3 separate regions of the Homo sapiens genome follow, and all the other regions are linked to region 1. The links are chromatin contacts, found by Hi-C in ENCODE. All regions are on one chromosome and are shown on one strand. The core of a region is the stretch at or near the end of the contact, and the rest is flanking DNA. Distances in the headings are between cores, read along the strand shown. Region 1 holds the start of LAP3 (leucine aminopeptidase 3). Region 2 holds the start of PI4K2B (phosphatidylinositol 4-kinase type 2 beta). Region 3 holds the start of ZCCHC4 (zinc finger CCHC-type containing 4).

What was found. A loop is a pair of places that touch in the nucleus more often than their neighbours do. Pooled maps may share reads with other maps.
Region 2: a loop to region 1 is called in a pooled map, with 19 times the contacts of the local background. The contact joins the promoter of PI4K2B here to the promoter of LAP3 in region 1. A Hi-C loop is called at or near these places in 7 of 50 pooled maps.
Region 3: a loop to region 1 is called in a pooled map, with 30 times the contacts of the local background. The contact joins the promoter of ZCCHC4 here to the promoter of LAP3 in region 1. A Hi-C loop is called at or near these places in 8 of 50 pooled maps.

What each region holds. Positions count from the first base shown.
Region 1 is chr4:17,574,881-17,578,447 of GRCh38, reverse strand. LAP3 (leucine aminopeptidase 3) reads right to left here and starts at 1,250. Exons shown (of 13, transcript NM_015907.3): 1 at 881-1,250. The coding sequence starts at 982. RefSeq lists enhancers at 703-902, 1,243-1,602 and a silencer at 973-1,182.
Region 2 is chr4:25,232,309-25,236,080 of GRCh38, reverse strand. PI4K2B (phosphatidylinositol 4-kinase type 2 beta) reads right to left here and starts at 2,048. Exons shown (of 10, transcript NM_018323.4): 1 at 1,650-2,048. The coding sequence starts at 1,917. LOC105374535 (a long non-coding RNA gene) reads left to right here and starts at 2,216. Exons shown (of 4, transcript XR_925490.3): 1 at 2,216-2,292. RefSeq lists enhancers at 1,159-1,288, 1,221-1,720, 1,721-2,222 and silencers at 1,509-1,568, 1,609-1,848, 1,949-2,258.
Region 3 is chr4:25,311,119-25,314,624 of GRCh38, reverse strand. ZCCHC4 (zinc finger CCHC-type containing 4) reads right to left here and starts at 1,851. Exons shown (of 13, transcript NM_024936.3): 1 at 1,689-1,851; 2 at 461-579. The coding sequence starts at 1,815. RefSeq lists enhancers at 1,733-1,792, 1,321-2,197 and silencers at 1,791-1,995, 2,003-2,072.

The DNA.
Region 1 (3,567 bases), core at 1-2,500:
CACCAAAGAAAACGGCCTTCCTTGGCATTGGTAACTCTGCCAGGTTCTAACTTCCCTAAGATTGTTCACTCCCCGGGAATCAATGGAGCCAACTGAGCAACTGTTATCTGGGTAGGCTGTGGCACAGTACTGGAGATAGCACTGGTCAGGCGACTGGTCCCTCCACCACTGAGATACCTGCAGGAGACTGGAGCTCAAGCTCCCCCTAGAACGTTCTTCTGCAGGGACAGTCATCTCTTTCTGGTGCTTAGGCATGACTCCCAAGCTTGTGCTGGTTCCGAGAGCCATTCCCTTTGCAGATCCTTCACATCTGAAGAGCGACCTTCGTAATTTTTTGGAGTTCACTTTTCTTCTGGAAGATGCTCTTAATTCTGGGAAACGTGGGTCTCTCCCCAAAGCCCTTTTCTCTAGAGAGGCATGCTTTTCCTCTAGAAACCCTTCCAAGCTACTTAACTCCCTGACCTTTCACTTCCGCGGGGGAAGGAGCCCTGTGACTCTGGGACCTCAGAAACCCTTTCACCTTGGCAAACTCGGGCTTCCTCCAAGCTCGGATGGGAGCCCCACCGCCGCGTCTTTCCCCGGGTTACTGCCAGGACCGCGGGTGACGACTGGAGCAAGTGCGCGGCCGAGTGGAGCCGGGTAAAGGGCGGCTACAACCATCACCCCCTAGCCCCGAGCAGGGGAATCGCGCCCTCAATACGACCGCTGGGGTCCTCAGCGGCCTAGGCCGATCCCCGCAAGGAGAGAATTTTTCTTTTAAACTGATTTTTGCAACTTGGCTTGGGCGCCCAGGACACCGCGGCTTCGACCAGCCCCGCAGCCCCAGTAGCCCACGGGCAGGGCCCCAGCGGCGGACCATGAGCGAGCCGCCGCCTCTCACCTTCGTCATGTCTGCGGTGGAGAGACTCCGGCTCCCGAAACGTCTCACGGCCAGACGTCGGACGACTACTCGCCCCGCAGCCGGAAGAGGCAGCAAGAACATCTTGTCGGCTCGGCCCCTCGCACCGCCCTCCAGCGAGCACGTGGAGAGCGGTGGGCGGGCGCGCCTTGGGGCGGGGCTTTCGGGGCGCAGACGGCGTGCGCGCGGACTGGCTCGGGCGCCGGGCGAGCGGACGTGCGTCTAGGGGGCGGGACGGATGGGCAGCACCGGCCGACTGGACCGCTGGGATCAAACCGCGGTTGTGGAGGGGACTCAAGGGTGCGCCCGCATTCGTGTGCGCCCGCATTCGTGTGCGCCCGCATTCGTGTGCGCCCGCGCATGCGGGCGGGGGCGAAAAGGCGGGGCTTCCGGACGCGGTTGACAGTCCCGGGAGCAACGCGAAGTAGAGGGGCGGGACCGATATGGTGACGTCACACGATGGGTGGGGCGGAGGCGGGGCGAGTTCTGCAAGCGGGCGTGGGCGGAGCGCTGGGCAACTCCCGGGAAATAGAAACTGAGTGCCAGAGCTTGTTGTCAAGGTTGCTGAATAGACGACTGCATAGTGAAGACACTCCCACTGAGTTTTCGTTTGTTTGTTTGGTTTTTTTGAGTCGGAGTCTCGCTCTGTCACCCAGGTTGGAGTGCAATGGAGCGATCTCGGCTCACTGCAACCTCCCGCTGCTTAGTTGAAACGATTCTCCTGCCTCGTCCTCCCGAGTAGCTGGGATTAGGGGCGCCCGCCACCACGCCCAGCTAATCTTTGTGTTTTTTTGTTGTTTTTTTGGATTTTTTTTTTGAGGCGGAGTCTCGCTCTTGTAGCCCTGGCTGGAGTGCAGTGGCGCAATCTCGGCTCACTGCAACCTCCGCCTTTCGGGTTCAACAGATTCTCCTGCCTCAGCCTCCCGAGTAGTTGGGACTACAGGCGCCCACCACCACACCTGGCTAATCTTTGTATTTTTAGTAGAGACAGTGTTTGGCCATGTTAGCCAGGCTGGCTTTGAACTCCTGACCTCTGGTGATACACCCGCCTCAGCCTGCCAAAGTGCTGGGATTACTTACAGGCGTGAGCCACCGTGCCCGGCAACTCTTTGTATTTTTAGTAGAGACGAGGTTTCACCATGTTGTCCAGGCTGGTCTCGAAGTCCTGACCTCGTGATCCACTTGCCTCGGCCTCGCTAAGTGCTGGGATTACAGGCGTGAGCCACCGCACCTGGCCTGAGTTATTTTTATTCGTGTCCTTTCATCTGTTCCACAGGTGCAACGGTGTAAATACTGTTTTTGAAAATGATGTAACACTATTAGGTTCGTTGACTCGTGCACATAGCAAGTCAATACGCCCAGACACCAGGGTTGCAGCAGAGAAAGAGGTGTAATCGTGGAGTCGCCAAAGGAGGAGATGGGAGGAAACCTCAAATCCATCTCCCTGAGGAATTTGGGGTCAAGGTTTTTAAGGGTTTTGGAGAGGGCTATAGTGTGGAGATCGTTGATTGAAGAGTGCAGGGTGAAGTCATGGGACAGGGCGTTGAAGAACCTGTATTCTTAAGCTGACCCCATTCCTCTCTGGGGATCTTCAAACTGGTAGCTGGAATTCAAGGTCTGAAAAATATCTTAAGCGATCCTTAAACAGAAAGCTTATGATTCTAATGTCAGAGATCCTGTCTATAGGAACAATGGGAATGCAAATGGTCAGTATGTAGTGCTAGGTGACTTTTAGCAACAAGGAAGTGGGCCAAAGTACAGCCTGATTAATGCTTAATTATAACTATATTTCTGCCTAGAACTTGGCATGAAATTTTTGTCAACACAGTGGGGATGGTTTCAATAGAAAGTTTTCAAGTAGTGCTCAATATTTTTATATATTTTTATTTTCTGTAAAGCGTTTTGTTTTTTTTAATTCCTTATTTTTTACTTTTTTTTTTTTAACGGAGTCTTGCTCTGTCACCCAGGCTGGAGTGCACTGGTGTGATCTCAGCTTATTGCAACCTCCACCCCTGGGTTCCAGCGATTCTCCTGCCTCAGCCTCCCAAGTAGTTGGGATTACAGGCGCCCGCCAACACGCCTGGCTAATTTTTGTATTTTCAGTAGAGATGGAGTTTCACCATGTTGGCCAGGTGGGTCTTGAAGTACTGACCTCAAGTGATCCACCCGCCCTGGCCTCCCAAATTGCTGGGATTACGGGCGTGAACCACCGCGCCCGGCTGGTTTTAAATTTCTCATTGTAAAAAAGTACACAGCTGAATGCAACTCGGAGAATATGGGTAAGCACGAGGAGGGATACAAAAATTGTTCTTAATAATGACACCAGCCAGCTGGGTGCAGTGACTCATGCTTATAATCCCAGGACTTTGGGAGGCCGAGGTGGGAGGATCGACTCAGCCCAGGAGTTCAAGACCACCCTGGGCAAGGTAGTGAGATACCCATCTCTACAAAAAGTTAAAAAATTAGCCAGATGTGTGCCTGTAGTCCCGCTAATGGGGAGACTGAGGTAGGAGGTTTGCTTGAGCCTGGGAGGTTGAGTCTGCAGTGAGCCATAATTGTACTACTACACTCCAGCTTAGGTCACAGAGCAAGACCCCATCTCTTTTTAAAAAAATTACACCACTGTTGATCTGATTGCAATTTTAGCTGAGGTGCAGGGGTGTGGGGAG
Region 2 (3,772 bases), core at 799-3,298, 7.7 Mb before region 1:
AAAGGTAGGAATTCTAAGAATCCATTTGTATTCTAACACTATACTCTATCCTCACTTTGAATTTTTGTTGTTGTTGTTGTTTATTTTTTATAGAGATGGGGATCTCGCTATGTTGCCCAGGTGGGTCTCGAACTTCCAGCCTCAAGCTATTCTCCTGCCTAGACCTCCCAAAATGCTGGGATGGGATTACAGGCCTGCCATCTCGTTGACCTCTCGCTTTGATTTTTTTCTAGCCTTAATACTGTTTGTTTATAAAACACCTCACTTTCACAGAACAAGTGCATTTTGAAGGCTTTAGGCTCTTTTAAAAACCCAGGTACACAAGGTAGCTTACACAAGGTAAGGGACAGAAAAAGGCAAGCTAGCTATTTTACAGACTAAATTCTAAGTAACATATACCCAAATTGCCAATGTAGCTAGGCAAATGCAGACCCGTTTGTGATCTGGTTTCAGCTTCACGTTGTTTGGTTAAACGTCAATGCATCCATCAGGTAACATTATAACGGGAGCAGACGTTGGTTAAAGCTTAAACAATCAGACAAACTGCTCCCCTTGGGATTCTCTGATTTATTTACTCTAGAATATGCCTGAATGTAGCCTCTAGCTAGAACTTGAGTGACCGATTCTATCCAAAATTCTTTAAACTGTAAAGGACACATTAGTGTACCACTAACAGTACATTTAAAATCTAACAATTCCAAAAAAAACTAAGCAGTGTTAAAGAAACTTCCATTTTCTGTGGTTTTTAAGTTGTCATGTGTGAAGCGATAAACCAACCGGGTGCACAACATCTCATTTAATCCATCCTCACAACCAGCAGGGAGGTGTACCATCGCCTTTTTACAAACAAGTCTGTCTCACCTCTAGCTGAGAGTCTTACAAGTCTCTTGCTATTTCCATCACATTTGTCTAACTCCATTCAACACGCCAGAAAAACTCACTTTATTAATAAATATCCAGGCCTGCACAGCATACCTAAATTTAACCTTCAACATCATTTCAACTGCCCTGTTTCGCCTGAGGTTATCAGTCCGCTTAATAGCGAAAAGAGGTTTTTCGTTTTGGTTTTCTTATGTATTAGAAGTAAATCAAGAAAGAGAAACTAAACTGTAAGAGGGCAGGAACAGACTTTCAACTGCTTTTGCCCCCTGTGGCTAACTTCATAATAACAACATTTAATAGAAAAAGGTTTTGAAACGTGCCCCAGTGGCAACTGGATATTCTGGCTGTCCATCTCTCTCCTGTCATCCACTTTGCAAATTCACCACTCCGGGAACTTTCCTGAGAGTTCAAGGTTCTTAATTCAAAAGTCAAGTCCAAACTTGAGCAAGGACTTACGTCATTTTACAGCGTTAACCTCTCCCCAGTGTCGGTTTCTAGAAGTTTTGACTCACTTTGCGGGGAGGTCTAAAGAATCGGTTTAATGACAACCACTGGCCTTAGGAGAGGGAGCTCCCGGAGAAAGAGCGAGCAAGCTAGGTGCCCGCGGTGCGGCTGCGGCTGGCGCCGGTCCGAGCTCGGGAGCTGCTGCCCAGCGAGCGGGGAAAGCCCGTCCACCTCGGCCAGCGCGCGCGGGAGACAGGACCGAGCCGGGCGACAGGGGCAGCCGCCCGGAGGGGCGCGGGGAGTGGGGCAGGGCCGGGTCGCACCTGAAACCGCGGGGCGGCTCCGGTCCAGCTCGGCGGACGAACTCCGGGAGACCCCCACGTCCCCGGGCGGGAGGGGCAGCTCCTCGTCGCCGGCCTCGCCCTCCTCCCCGGCAGCGTCCAGCAGCCTCACGGCGCTGCCTGGGGCGCCTCTCCGCGGGTGGGCCCAGGCGATCCGCGGTAGCAGCGGCTCCCGCTCCCCATCCTCCTCCTCCTCCGGGCTCCCGCCGTCCGCGGACGCCAACCGGTCGGGCTCGGAGGGATCCTCCATGGACTCCCTCTGCTCCCTCCGCGCTGAGACCAGATCAGAGCAGCCAGGTGCCAGAGACTGGGCTCTGCATGGCGCGGAACGGGAGCGACCGGGTAGAACGGACGCCACCTCACCAGCGCACGGGCACGCTTGGCGCCCGCCCAGCGGTTGTCCCGCCTCGCCGCCGGCCGCGCCCCACCTCGCGCCTCCGCCAGGCACCACCCCCGCGCCTGCGCAGAAGGGTCGTGGCGGCGGCGGCGGCGGCAGCGGGGCACGTGGGAGTGAACAGGGGGCGGGGCTTTTGAGGGGTCAGGTGGGGTGGGGCCGCCACCTGCTTCCGTGAGCGCGGGGAGAAGCTGGGCACAGCTCGCTTTACTCCCAGTGGAGGGCGGGAAGGTGAGTAATTTTCAAAGAGGTGCCCTCCTGCAACCAAAAGCGGCTTCTCCCTGACAGAATTCTCTCTCAGAGTTTACCATAATCTGTAACTATAGATTTAATTGTATGACATTTCTTTCCTCCAGTAGACGTCCAGGAGGGCAGGGACCTTGTCTTTGTTCAGATATTCTTGATAGTGGCAGTTTGTATGTTTTCTTTTTCTGACTAATCTAGCTAGAAGTTTATCAATTTTTAAATCTTTTCAAAATGTCATGTTTTGGTTCCATTGATTTTCTGTTTTCTGGTCCATTGCCTTATTTTGCTCTTTATTGCTCACTTGAGTTTTGATTTCCTCTTCTTTTTCTAGTTGCTTAGAGTAGAAGATGATTGATTCTGGATCTTTCTGCTTTTCCAATGCTAGTATTTTAAGGCTATAAATTGCCCTCTAAGCACTGCTTTAGCTGAATTCTCCTTTTTTTTTTTCTTGGTGGTTGTTATTTTTGAGACAGGGTCTCACTTTGTTATCCAGGCTGGAGTGCAGTGACACAATCATAGCTCACTGCAGTCTCAACCTCCTAAGCTCAAGGGATCTTCTCAGCTTTAAACTGTAGAAGACACAGTAGCTGGAACTGCAGGTGTGCACGACCACATCCTGTTAATTTTTAAATTTAAATTTTTTGTAGAGATGGGATCTCACTGTTGCCCAGATTGGTCTTGAGCTCCTGGTCTCAAGCAGTCGTCCTGCTTCAGCATCCCAAAATTCTGGGATTACAAGCATAAGCCACCTTGCCTGGCCTGCTACTGTGCTTTTGTTTTCCTTCAGCTGAAAATAGTTTTTAATTTCCTTTATGATTTCCTCTTTGACCCTGTAAAGGAAAATAAAAATCTCAGAACCACCCCCCACCCCCAACTTGTTATGTCAAAGGGAGAGTTAAGCCTGGAGACTGAAGTCACTCAACACTACAATGCTTTTCCCAAATGGATAGCTGTTACTTCCCATAGTTGTATTAAAACTTTATATGTTAGCCAGACCCTCCTCAAAATGCAAAAAAAAGCCTTATGCATCTCAGTCTCAGGATGACTGTCCTCAACAAATTAATCATAGTAAATTCTTTACTGGCCCTTAAACCTTTCAAGATGTATATCCTTCCATAAAACAAGGACGTGTCAATTGTATAACTTTAAGTCTGCAACCTAAATCAAACTGGTACAACTAAAGTCTGTTAAATTTCACATGGATAAATTCAGTTACAAGCTTATCTTCCCAGATGCAGAACAAGGATAAGATCAATCATTCCTTCACCTGAGATATCTGTATAATTAACTTCCTTTACTCCATTTTCTTTGAATATTCACCTTATCTTATGCATAGCATAGAGTTACTGGGCACTACCTAAAGTCTAGCAAAAATGTAACCATTTGCTTCACCACCTACAACCCTCTTCCCTGATGCCTTCTCCGCTTTAAAGAAAGAATAGCTGTAATTACAGGTGCCTGCCAC
Region 3 (3,506 bases), core at 602-3,101, 7.7 Mb before region 1:
TGCTTCCTCTCTCTGGGAAATGAGGATATAAAGAAAGGATGACCCTCTGCAAATCAGGAAGAGGACAGGACCTACACCAGACACTAGATCTGCCAGCATCTTGATCCTGGACTTCCCAGTCTCCAGAACTGTAAGAAACAGATGTCTGTCGTTTAAGCCACACAGCCTATGGTACTTCTGTTACAGAAGCCCAAGCTAACACACAGAAGATCAGCCCCACCCAATATTACCACCTCAGAGAGTCTTATGGGGAAATAAGACTTTGAGACAGTAGTTTAAGATATCAGTAATCAGAGTAAACATGAACTCATTTTCTGAACCAACAAACATAGTATCTCCATCTCTCTTAAGAGATTTATCTTGTATGTTCAGACCGCATATTTTTATTGGTTTACACGTTCTCAACAAAATTGTCACACATACCAAAAATAAAAAATAAATATCCAAAAAGTTGATATACCTTTTCATCTTCCCACTGAAAAAAATTACAGTCTTTTCTATCTCTACAGGCTGAACAGGCATAAAACCTCCGAGTTTCTTCTTTCCCTTGGGTCACCTTTACAAACAGAAGAGTGGGTCCTAGTTCCAGAATAGAAAAAAAAAAAAAAAGTGTCAAGTAATGGTCATCTACGTCAAGTTCTTAGTTTTCGCTGCCCTTAAATAAAATTTGTTTGAGCTTTAGGCACAATTTATCATAATTAAATCCATCTCTTTGGTTGGTTGTTTTTTGTTTTGTTAGGGTTTTTTGTTTTGTTTTCTTGAGACAGGGTCTCCCTCTGTCGCCCAGGCTGAAGCGCACTGGCACAATCATGGCTCACTGAGATCCTGCTTCCTAGCCTCAAGCGATTCTCCCGCCTCAGCATCCCGAGTAGCTGGGACTACAGTTGCGTGTCCCCAGCTGTTTTTCTTTTTTTGTAGACGGAGTGTCATCATTTTTGCCCGGGCTAGTCTCAAACTCCTGGGCTCAAGCGATCAGCCCGCCTCGGCCCCCCAAGTGCTGGAACTACAGGTGCACGCCACCACGCCGGCTTCTCTGTGTTTAATGAATGTTTCTTTTCTCTCTGTTACAACATTCCGGCAGTGACTACTTATAAATAATTTTTGAAAACCGGTCTCTTCAGAAAGAAAATGCTATTGTCGGTACAGTTGCTGTCTACGTTGTGAATATTACAAACCTGAGACTAAAACAAGGAAGGGACTCAGAGAATTGAGGACTTTGACATCTCTTGCGCGGTTACCCTTGCAGTGAAAACCTGAGCTTTGAGCTGGAAACGCCCACTTTCTGTAAGTTAGAGAAAAACTGAGTCTAGTTCGCAGGCAAGAATTACACTGTTTTTCTCCCTAATTTTTTATTTTTGAAGGGAGAGCAAATCAACAAATGAAATCCCCAAGTACTTGTCAACGAGAACTATTCAATACCATGCATTCTTCTCTTTGCCTACTTTTCTGCCCCTTCCCCCCAAAAGAGATGAAATAGTCCTGGAGCCAAAACCACAAGAGTGGAGACTTGCTCTGAATGTTTCTCAAGTAAGTTGAAAAACACCGCGTTCCGAGGAAGGAGTATTTTCTAGGCAGCACACTGGTGAGGGAAAGAGGCGGGTAAAAATACAGGAGCCCCAAAAGCCACTTCCAAGCCAACTCACACCCTCAGCGCCCGGCAGTTAGGCTGAGCCCAGACTCTGACCCACCGTGAGGGCACAGCGGGGCGGGGACGGCAGGATCCAAAGGAAGCACCACCTCCATTCCCGAGCTTCCCCGGCACCCTGCGCTGCCCTCTGCCTCCACGGCTTCAAACCCATTCCTGGAGGCCGCCATCTTCCCGCCGCCGTCCCGAAAGCCTCAGTACGAAACAAGAATGCTGAGAAAGAGCGCCCCCGCGACCCAAAGCGACCCACAGCGCCCCCAGGCGCTTAGGAGGAGCTTGGGCGGGGGCTGCCGCGGCGGAGGCCACGCCCCGAAACGCAGTCCCCGCCCACCTGGGGGCTGCACCTAAGCGGCCCCTAGCGGTGGGGCTCGCAGGTCACTTGCGGGACCTGTGCCATGAGCTCAGCGCATGAAGCACCCTCCTTTCTTAAGAATATAGCCAGGAAGTGAGATGATTCGAACAAAGACTTGGTTGTATTGTAGGTCCAAAAGGCAGCATTACCACCTCTGCCAAATAGCTGAAATGGCTGCAGCAGCTGTGATTTAAGGATCATTCTTTGTTTTTCAAAGTCACAGTCACTGCATCATCCTCTGTAACTTTTGGACAATGCTGAAAGTTGCACATCATAGTTGCATACTCATTGACATTTATACATAAGAAAGAAAGAAAACCGTCCTGATTTGCAGATGACATGATTGTCCACATTTTAAAAATCCGAAAGAATCTATCAGGAAAACACCTCCGGTTTAAACTGAGTTCAGCAAGGTTGCAGGATATGAGATAAACACACAAACATCAACTGGATTTCTAAATACTAGCAATGATCACAAGAACACTAAAAAATAGAATACCACTTACAATCACTCAAATAAATGAAATAGGTGTAAATCTAACGAAATATGTACAGAGCTTTATGTATGCTAAAAACTCCAAAATGCTTGATTAAAAAAAATCAAGGCTGAGTGCAGTGGCTCACACCTGTAATCCCAGCACTTTGGGGGGCCAAGGAGGGAGGATTGCTTGAATCCAGGAGTTCGAAACCAGCCCGGGCAACAAAGCGAGACGACATCTCTAAAATAAATAAGCAATTTTTAAAGTTTTTTAAAAATCAAAGAATAGCCGGGCACGGTGGCTCACGCCTATAATCCCAGAATTTTGGGAGGCCAAGGCAGGTGGATCACAAGGTCAGGAGATCGAGACCATCCTGGCTAACACCGTGAAACCCCGTCTCTACTAAAAATACTAAAAATACAAAAACAAAAAAATTAGCCAGGCGTGGTGGCGGGCACCTGTAGTCCCAGCTACTCGGGAGGCTGAGGCAGGAGAATGGCGTGAACCCGGAAGGCGGAGCTTGCAGTGAGCCGAGATTGTGCCACTGCACTCCAGCCTGGGTGACAGAGTGAGACTCCGTCTTAAAAAAAAAAAAAAAAAATCAAAGAATAAACAAATGCAGAAACATACTGCATTCATAAATCAGAAGACTCAACATAGTAAAGATATCAGTTCTCCCCAGGTTTAATGCTTATACAGGTGTAGCACAATTGCTATGAAAATCCCAGCCAGATTCTTTTTGTACATTTAGACAATATTCTGAAATTTATATGGAAAGGCAAGGGAACTAAAATAGCTAAAACAATTTTGGAAAAAGAATAATGAAGTGGGAGGAATCAGCCTACTCAATTTCAAGTCTTATAGTGCAGTAATCAAGACGCAGCCACATGTCTATGGTTGTAGACGAAATAGTCTCTTATGTTATTTAAAGAACCATTGGGGCATGTGCCTAGTTAACTTCACACATTGAGTGCTATGGTTTATTACTGTAAAAACATGGCTGTTTTTCTTTCACATTTCATGTAATGGT